Regions from separate parts of the Homo sapiens genome. Here region 2 is linked to region 1. The links are chromatin contacts, found by Hi-C in ENCODE. All regions are on one chromosome and are shown on one strand. Each heading gives the region's core, a stretch centred on a gene start or an enhancer-like site at or near the end of the contact. The rest is flanking DNA. Distances are from core to core; before and after follow the strand shown. Region 1 overlaps CACUL1 (CDK2 associated cullin domain 1). Region 2 holds the start of MCMBP (minichromosome maintenance complex binding protein).

Evidence for each region. A loop is a pair of places that touch in the nucleus more often than their neighbours do. Pooled maps may share reads with other maps.
Region 2: a pooled map shows a loop between it and region 1 (2.2-fold over the local background). The contact joins the promoter of MCMBP here to the enhancer-like site in region 1. A Hi-C loop is called at or near these places in 2 of 50 pooled maps.

What each region holds. Positions count from the first base shown.
Region 1 is chr10:118,728,003-118,732,233 of GRCh38, reverse strand. It overlaps CACUL1 (CDK2 associated cullin domain 1), which reads left to right. Exons shown (of 9, transcript NM_153810.5): 2 at 1,824-1,950; 3 at 2,837-2,939. Among named protein-coding and RNA genes, the nearest start is that of CACUL1, 25 kb to the left of the region's middle. Within about 2 kb of position 2,438, at least 8 of the 41 ENCODE cell types and tissues checked have a DNase peak (open chromatin) inside an H3K27ac peak, as active enhancers do.
Region 2 is chr10:119,871,238-119,875,055 of GRCh38, reverse strand. MCMBP (minichromosome maintenance complex binding protein) reads left to right here and starts at 2,213. Exons shown (of 16, transcript NM_001256378.2): 1 at 2,213-2,529. The coding sequence starts at 2,472. RefSeq lists enhancers at 1,684-1,853, 1,719-1,878 and a silencer at 2,109-2,758.

The sequences.
Region 1 (4,231 bases), core at 1,189-3,688:
TCCTTATTGTCCTCAGTGCCACCATCTGGCCCAACCCCATATCAGCTCACAGCCTCCAAACTTAGTTTACCCTCAGCACAGCTGCTGGAATGATCCATATAAAACCTAAGCCAGATCATGTCACTCCTCTGCTCAAAACCCTCCAGAGAGGCTTCCACCTTAGAGTAAAAGTCAAAGTCTTTACAATGGCCCATAAGGACCTACATGTCTGGCCTCTTCCTACTGTTATGTTTGCGCACGTGCATGTACGGTTCTTTTTGTCTTTAGCTTTACATTAGTCAAAACACTCCTTTATTCCCCATTCCATTCAGTGTGGGTTATGTGATTCATTTGTAATTCGGTTCATTTTTTGTGTTTTGCATTTCATCTTTACCACTACAGCCTTGTTGATTTTTTAAATTTACATAGTAATTTGATGTACAGTTCTTTTGGTCTTGACAAATGCGTGAAGTGGTGTATCCCCCACCATAGTTTCATGCAAAACAGTTAATTGCCATAAAAATTCCTCCATGCTACTGCTTTATAGATAATCCTTCTCCCCACCTTCCAGCCCCTGTCGACCACTGATCTGTTTTCCTCCCTATAGTTTTGCCTTTATTAGTATCATGTAAATGGGACTCTTAGAATATGTAGCCCTTTGGGTCTGGCTTCTTTCACTTAGCAAAATGGATTTAAGATTATGCCATGTTGTTTTGTGAACATTCCTCAGTAGTTCATTCCTCAGATGTCCTGTAAAATAAAATTAAATAACAGAAGTGGATTGATTTAAAGAAAGTATTGAACAAAAATGATATAGATGGTACATAGAAAAAAATCTTGAACCTGGATGACTAAGGTGTGGAAATCGATAATGTGATAAAAAGATACTGGGAAGGCTTTGCTTTACCTGGTATCTCTGACAGTAATGAGCCTTGAGTTCTTGAGGAAGTCACTTAACCACTCTGCTTCCTAGTCTGGTAAAATAAACAGTGAAATACCTGGTCTCGTTGTTGTTACTCCTGAGGTAACTGTGATTCATGACACAGAATATAGGCAGGTTCTTCTGGTAGCTCTTTTTTTAATATTAACATTTCAGTGCCGTGAAGCAACTGTTACCTGGATTTCAAAGCTGTTAGGATCCACTGTACAAATGCTTTGTGGAAACCTGTAGTGTGGGAGTAAGAGCCTGTCTGTAGGAATGAAGTAAGCCTCAGCGCAGGGTCCCAGTTCACTGACTTCTTTTCTGTTGGGCTTATCCAGTTTAAGATAGTAGCAGCCTGAGTTGGAGCTGTAGTAATGATGAAGAGGTGCTGGTGTTGTTGTAAATCTCGGCAAGTTTTACAGCAACCTCTTTGTGATTGCAGCATTTGGACCTTAATCCTCATAGTCCTGTCCTTAGGCACATTTCCTCGAGGATGTCTACAAAGATTGATTGTTGGTGTTCACGATTTCTCCAAATTTTCCTGTGGTTCATTGATAGGCCATTTTGTCACATAATTGGCAGTGTGTATTTGAGGGTCAGAGCATGTTTGAGACTGCTCCACTAATGACAGAAGCTTACAGGAAACCCAGAAGGAAGCCAGTGATGATTGCTTGTTTGGTTGTTATTTTTAAAGATGGACAGGTTCATACTAACTTCTCTTAAATCCATGATTAATGGCTGCTTAACATCCTTGACCAGGTTGCCTTTTTTGTTTTTAATTGAAATAGGATAGTTAGGTGATAGAGTGTCAGTGTAAAATCAGAAGAGTAAGTGAGAGGAATTTGAGAGTGCAAAATGGCTGTGATTTGTGTTTGCTCCACATGTGGCACGTAGTAATATTTATTTTACTTTTTACTTTTAGTAATGAATGTTATAACTATTGAAGATTATAAGAGCACATACTGGCCAAAATTGGATGGTGCCATAGATCAACTTTTAACTCAGAGTCCTGGTGACTATATCCCCATATCCTATGAACAGATATACAGGTAAGTTAAGATTTAATTTGCTTGGGTTTGAAAGGGTATACTAAGGTTCAAGGCACTTGAATTATGCCTCACACAAACATGTAATGTAGAATGCATAAGATGAGGCTCTGTAAGTGTTTTATGTATTCCACACTTACGGATTGGAGGGTTTGGTTTATACTTTTTGATTCAAAAGTGGTTTTCAGATCATGACAGAGGAAGCCTGCCACCTCCACCATACATAATGCAGACACTGTGGAAGTCAGCAATAAAAGCAAGAATGACTGAAGTATCTGGTGTAAAAATCATATTTTTAGTCTCAGAGGGAGACCTTAATCTGTTGGTGTTTATTGACACACAATTCTAACTCTCTTTGGTTATTTTGTTTCTCAGCTCCTGTTAATGGAAGCAGCAAATTAGGAAGTGGGGTGGGATATGAGATCAGCACAGTGAAAGGAGGAAGTGACAAGTATGTTGTTCCACACAGCTGATGTACAAAGAGGTTGTATTGCAAACACTTCCGTGAGTTAGAAACCTCTCTCTACTGATTATCAACCACTCTCTCTTCCTTATTTTGACATTCATTTAAAAAGAGAGAGAGAACCTGGTTTATAAATAGTTATCATATTCAGACCTTAGATTCTCACCTACTATTAGATTCTCTAGTACTGATTAAATGTGTAATACACTACTTAGAAGGGCATATTTATAGCAGATGGTACTATCTTTTCCATCCGAACACCGATGGGGGAGGATAAAGTTTTTATTTAAAAGTTGTGATTGGTTACTTTTTGAAGGTATGAATTATTGGATCAGTGGTTATATATCAAAAGTGTGCTTTAACCTTGGACTGAGTTAAGTGCTTTATGATTAACTTGGTTTGTGGGGGTTTTTGTTTGTTTTACAGTTGTGTGTATAAATGTGTATGCCAGCAGCACTCGGAACAGATGTATAGTGATCTGATTAAAAAGATAACTAATCACTTAGAGAGAGTCTCAAAGGAGCTGCAGGTAAAGAACTGATTGTATTGATTTTTGCTTCCTTGGGTTTTCCTGACTGGTTGCAGTTAGCTTTTCTAATACACATTTGGAAGCTTGTTAATTTGATTATGATATAAATTTATAAATGTTTTCTAGGTGAATGTTGATCAAATCATGTAATTTTTGGAATAGATTGTTAATTTGAAAATTTGGTATAAATTGTGGAAATTTTTGGATTAAATATATTTCAGACCTTAACTGATTCTATTGATTATCATGTCAACATTTCTTTTATTTAAAACTTTATTTTTTTCTGTCAATGTCAATATTTGGTGACTTTTATGATACAAAAATATGTGCATATTTTAACTTGTTTTGGAACTCGTATTATCATCTTTGAAGAGTGGTTTGCCTACTGATTTATAATACCTTTCAATATAAACAACTGAAGTAAACACTTTATTGATAAACCTCCTGTAAATAGGCATCATCTCAGCTCTAAAATCTGGGGCAGGTTGCAGAAAAACTCCTGTTTAAGGGAGCACTTAGCTTGATCCTCCCCCTGCCCACTTCAGTAAACCTTCAGTGCTTGAAGATCAGGTATTATTAAGTTGGTGCAAAAGGAATTGTGGTTTTTGCCTTTGAAAATAATGACAGAAACCTCTGTTACTTTTGCACCAACCAAATAATCTTTATACCAGGGCTTGATCCCACTTTGCTTTTGGTATAGAAGTAGAAGAATGTCTAGAAAAATCACTCAGCAATCCCAGCACTTTGAGAGGCCGAGACAGGTAGATCACGAAGTCAGGAGATCGAGACCATCCTGGCCAACATGGTGAAACCCCGTCTCTACTAAAATTGCACACTCCTGTAGTCCCAGCTACTCAGGAGACTGAGGCAGGGAAATCGCTTGAACCCGGGAGGCGGAGGTTGCAGTTGGCCGAGATTGCGTCGCTGCACTCCAGCCTGGCGACAGAGCAAGACTCCGTCTCAAAAAAAAAAAAAAAGAAAAGTCACTCAGCAATAGATTACCAGGGTCTATACCACAATTAGGAAGCACCCCAGCAGTTTTGAAATAACCACAGTTTATAGCACATGCTGGGGTGTGCTTTGGGCTTGGATATTGTTCTTCACAACTTGTGGTCTGAGATAGCTTAGTTTTTTTGTGTTTTTTTTCCCCAAACAGTTGTTGCACTAAGTAGCATTTTGTTTTCTGTTTCAAATGATAGAGCTGTGTTTTGTCATAGTCAGATATATACTTTTCTTGTTGTTAGTATAAATTTCTTTCTTCATCTTTTTGCCGCTAACTATAAAATCTTTAT
Region 2 (3,818 bases), core at 964-3,463, 1.1 Mb before region 1:
TTAATTTAATTATAATATTATTATCTTGGTAACTGAAAAGTAGATCCAGACAGTCCCCAACTTAACGGTGGTTTGACAAGATTTTTTGACTTTATGATGGTGTGAAAGCAACACCCATTCAGTAGAAACCATACTTCAATTACCCACACAGCCATTCTGTTTTTAAATTTCAGTACAGTATTCAATAAATTGCATGAGATATTCAACATTTTATTATAAAACGGGCTTTGTGTTAGATGCTTTTGCCCAACCGTAGGCTAATGTAAGTGTTCTGAGCATGTTTGCAGTAGCCTACTGATGTTTGATAGGTTCCGTGTATTAAACACATTTTCAACTAATGACATTTTATTTTTTTGAGACGGAGTCTCGCTCTGTCACCAGGCCGGAGTGCAGTGGCATGATCTTGGCTCACTGCAACCTCCGCCTCCCGGGTTCAAGTGATTCTCCTGCCTCAGCCTCCAGAGTAGCTGGGACTACAGGCGTGCGCCACCAGGCCCAGCTAATTTTTGTATTTTTAGTAGAGATGGGGATTCACCATGTTGGCCAGGATGGTCTCCATTTCTTGACCTCATGATCCGCCCGCCTTGGCCTCCCAGAGTATTGGGATTACAGGAGTGAGGCTCCACGCTGGGCCTCAACTAATGATATTTTCAATTTACAATGGGTTTATTGGGATGTAACTCCATCCTAAGTAGAGTAAGTAGAGGAGCATCTGTACAAAACAAGCTCCCTACCCTTCCACTATGTACCTAAGAGCAGGACATACATTTTCAAAGGTGTCCCACCTCCTCTTTCTACCAGGGACAAAAGTTAGTCACCAGAGACAACTTTAGACCCTTATCAGCCAGCGATGGCGCTAGAAGAACCTACATAACACACTTTACTCACTACCTGTAACTACCATTAGTTTCTCGTATCTCTGCCTTCCCACTCTGCTGTTTTTGGAAACTTCAAACTGCTTTCGCCATTTCTCCCCAGTTATTGTTCTTTATTGTAAATGCTACGTAATTCCCCCATTCTAAGCCACCTGTTTGAGTTACTCTTCCTTGAGTTTTGCCCATATAAGATGTACATGTTACTAAATTTTTCTTTTGCCAATCCGAGCTTTGTGATAAGGGCCGCAGTGGAGAACCTAGAAAGGTAGAAAGATTTTCCCCCCTTCCTACAGCCCCAAGGAGGGTTTGAGACACGGGTTCCGTTTTTTTCCTTCAGCTCCTCACTTTGTAGATTCCATTCAGGTCATTCCCCTTCCGTCACCATGCCCTTTTTTCATTGAGTAGATATATCTGATGGGCCTGGGGTTTTCTTAGGTACATTTCAGGCCCAGGGGAGACACAGTTTCATTCTTTTTTTCTTTTTTATCGGACAGCCTCCTGAACCAGAAGAGGTTCAGAGCGACTCCCACAGTTTCACTCTTGAACTTGGGTATTTTCCAAATTGCCTCAGCAAAAGGCTGCTGTAGTCGGTCTTCGTAGCTTCCTTCTCCAGGGTATCCTAGCGGCGCGCAGTGCAGGAGCCTCGCACCGCTCCCCGACGGCGGCTGCCAGCTTCCAGACAGACGCCGACCCGGTGTTCGCAACCAGGGCGCAGGCCGGGCCCGGAGCGTTTAGAGCGCCCGCCCCTCGGTAAGGAACCGTCCCTGAGCCACAGGGCCTGACGCGACTGCAGAAGGAGCGTGGGGTCCTCCGAGGTTCCCCTTCTCTAAATGTGCACCTTCCTCAGGGAGACCTTGTGCAGCTGAGGGAAAAGTCACCACTCAGGGTTTCGGGCCGGGGACCCAAATAAAAGTGCTGCCATCAGCAAAAAAAGAAAAAAAAGGCACGAAGAGGAGGTGGGCGGATTCCCAAGGCGGTTTCGCCCACTAATTTTGCCCAGAGATGACTCTGAGGTCTCTGAGCTTAATGCTTTTCAGCTGTTGTGCAGACTCGCTTTGCCCTCTTATAAGCCCACTATGGGAGTTCCCGCTACACGCCGGCCCAGGGGTACAAACGACAACGCGCCGCCCTTGGAGCGCGTCGCCGGGCCCCGCGCTGCGCAGCCTCCAGCGGCGCTGCGTGCCCTTCCTTTTGCCCGTCTCCAAGATGGCGGCGCCGCCGCCGCCCCTCCTCCTCGCCGCGCAGAGCCGCGCTGCGCCGCGCGCTCCCGCCGCCCCTCCCCACGCGAGCTCCACCCAGGTCGCAGGCAGCGCGGTCGGCGGCGGCTATTTCCCGCCATTGTGCGAAGTGAAGGCTAGGGGCCCGTACGCGCCCGCCTGACTGTCGCCAGCAGCTCCTCGGCGGCCCCACCGCAGCCGCCGCTCCCTGAGGCGCGGGAGGCCCGCGCCCCGCGGCTCGCTGTGCGTGGGAGGGCGCGAGCGAACGCGGGCGAGGAGCGGCCGAGCCGCTGAAGAGGAGCTGGGCGCCGGCCGCCCGGCCGCGCTCGGCCCGCGGATCGCCTCCGCCCGGTCTTCGCCGGCCCCGGCCCCTGGCGAGATGCCGTGTGGGGAGGATTGGCTCAGCCACCCGCTGGGAATCGTGCAGGGATTCTTCGGTGAGTGGCGGCGCCGGGGGGCGGGCCGGGCGGGCAGCCGAGTTTGCCGGGCCCCGGGGCAGGGCCCCGCCGCGCGGCCCCCACGCGGTACCATCTCGAGGGCTCGCGTGGCCCGAGACGGGGCCCCGGGGCCTGCACCGGCCCCAGCTGGGACAGCCTCTCCCCCGGTCGCAGCAGGCAGGGGCAGGAGCCGGGCCGCAGGTACCTCCCACCTGCCCGAGTCGCAGCTTGGGAGCCGCCAAGGTGAAGTCGTGGGGCGCGGGCTGTGATTCGCGGGCTGTGATTGACGGCCTCGCTCCCAGCCTGTGGCAGGGCCAGGGCCCCGGCCCCGGGCGCAGCAAACTCGGAGGTCCTCGAACCCTGGGGAGGGCCCGCAGAGCCGCGGGGAGGGAAAACCACTTTGCCTGTGGGAAGCCCACAGGATATTTCAAAACTTCCGGTGCGTCGGGGAGTGCTCGCTTGCACAGAAGTTGGTTCTAACTCCTGTGCTACCCTCATTCTCTCTTTCAGAGATAAGATTTAATGTTCATAGCTTAGTTTTCCTGTTGGGATGACTTTAGAACCCATCTAGTCTGGATCTGCTCCTGTGCCAGAGCCAGCAAGAAATATTGAGCTACTTGAGTTTGTACACAGGGCTGAGAATCCTGCAGGCGAGCTTAGTAAATTTTGGTTGCGATTGCTGTTGCTACTTTACTGCGAAGGGTATACGAAGAAAAGTTTATATTTGTTGTCGTTAACTGGGCATTTTGACAACCGTTCCATTCCCCAGTGTCTTTTTACACGTAATGAGTGGCGGAGTCAGATCCAGCTAGAAATCACTGTAGATGGCAACACCTGACTTGTCTGGAGTTAACTTAGAGTTGTAGAGCGGCCTTAGCTCATTGAAAAAAACATCTTGGGGTACTAGAGAGAAAAGGCAGTGGGAAGCTAAATCATCCTCAGCAGCCAAAATCGACGGCAAACAATGTATGGTATTTCTTATAGGAGGGCCTCTAGTGCTTACTCAGGAAGTCCTTATTAATTTACCTGTAATTCTAATTAGTTTAGTTACCTGGCTTCCCAGGCTGTAACTAATGGCATTATATTAGAAAAAAGCCTGGATAGACGTCCGAACTTAGCCAGTGAACACTGACAGCCTGATGAAGAAATTTAAAACTACCTTCATACTTGAAAAAAAAAAAAATTCACTATATAGCAGTCAAGGGTGCTTTGAGGAAGGGGCATATATTTCTCCACTAAATCCTAGTAATTTATGTTCATAAGAATTCTAGAAATGATAATCGATGGTC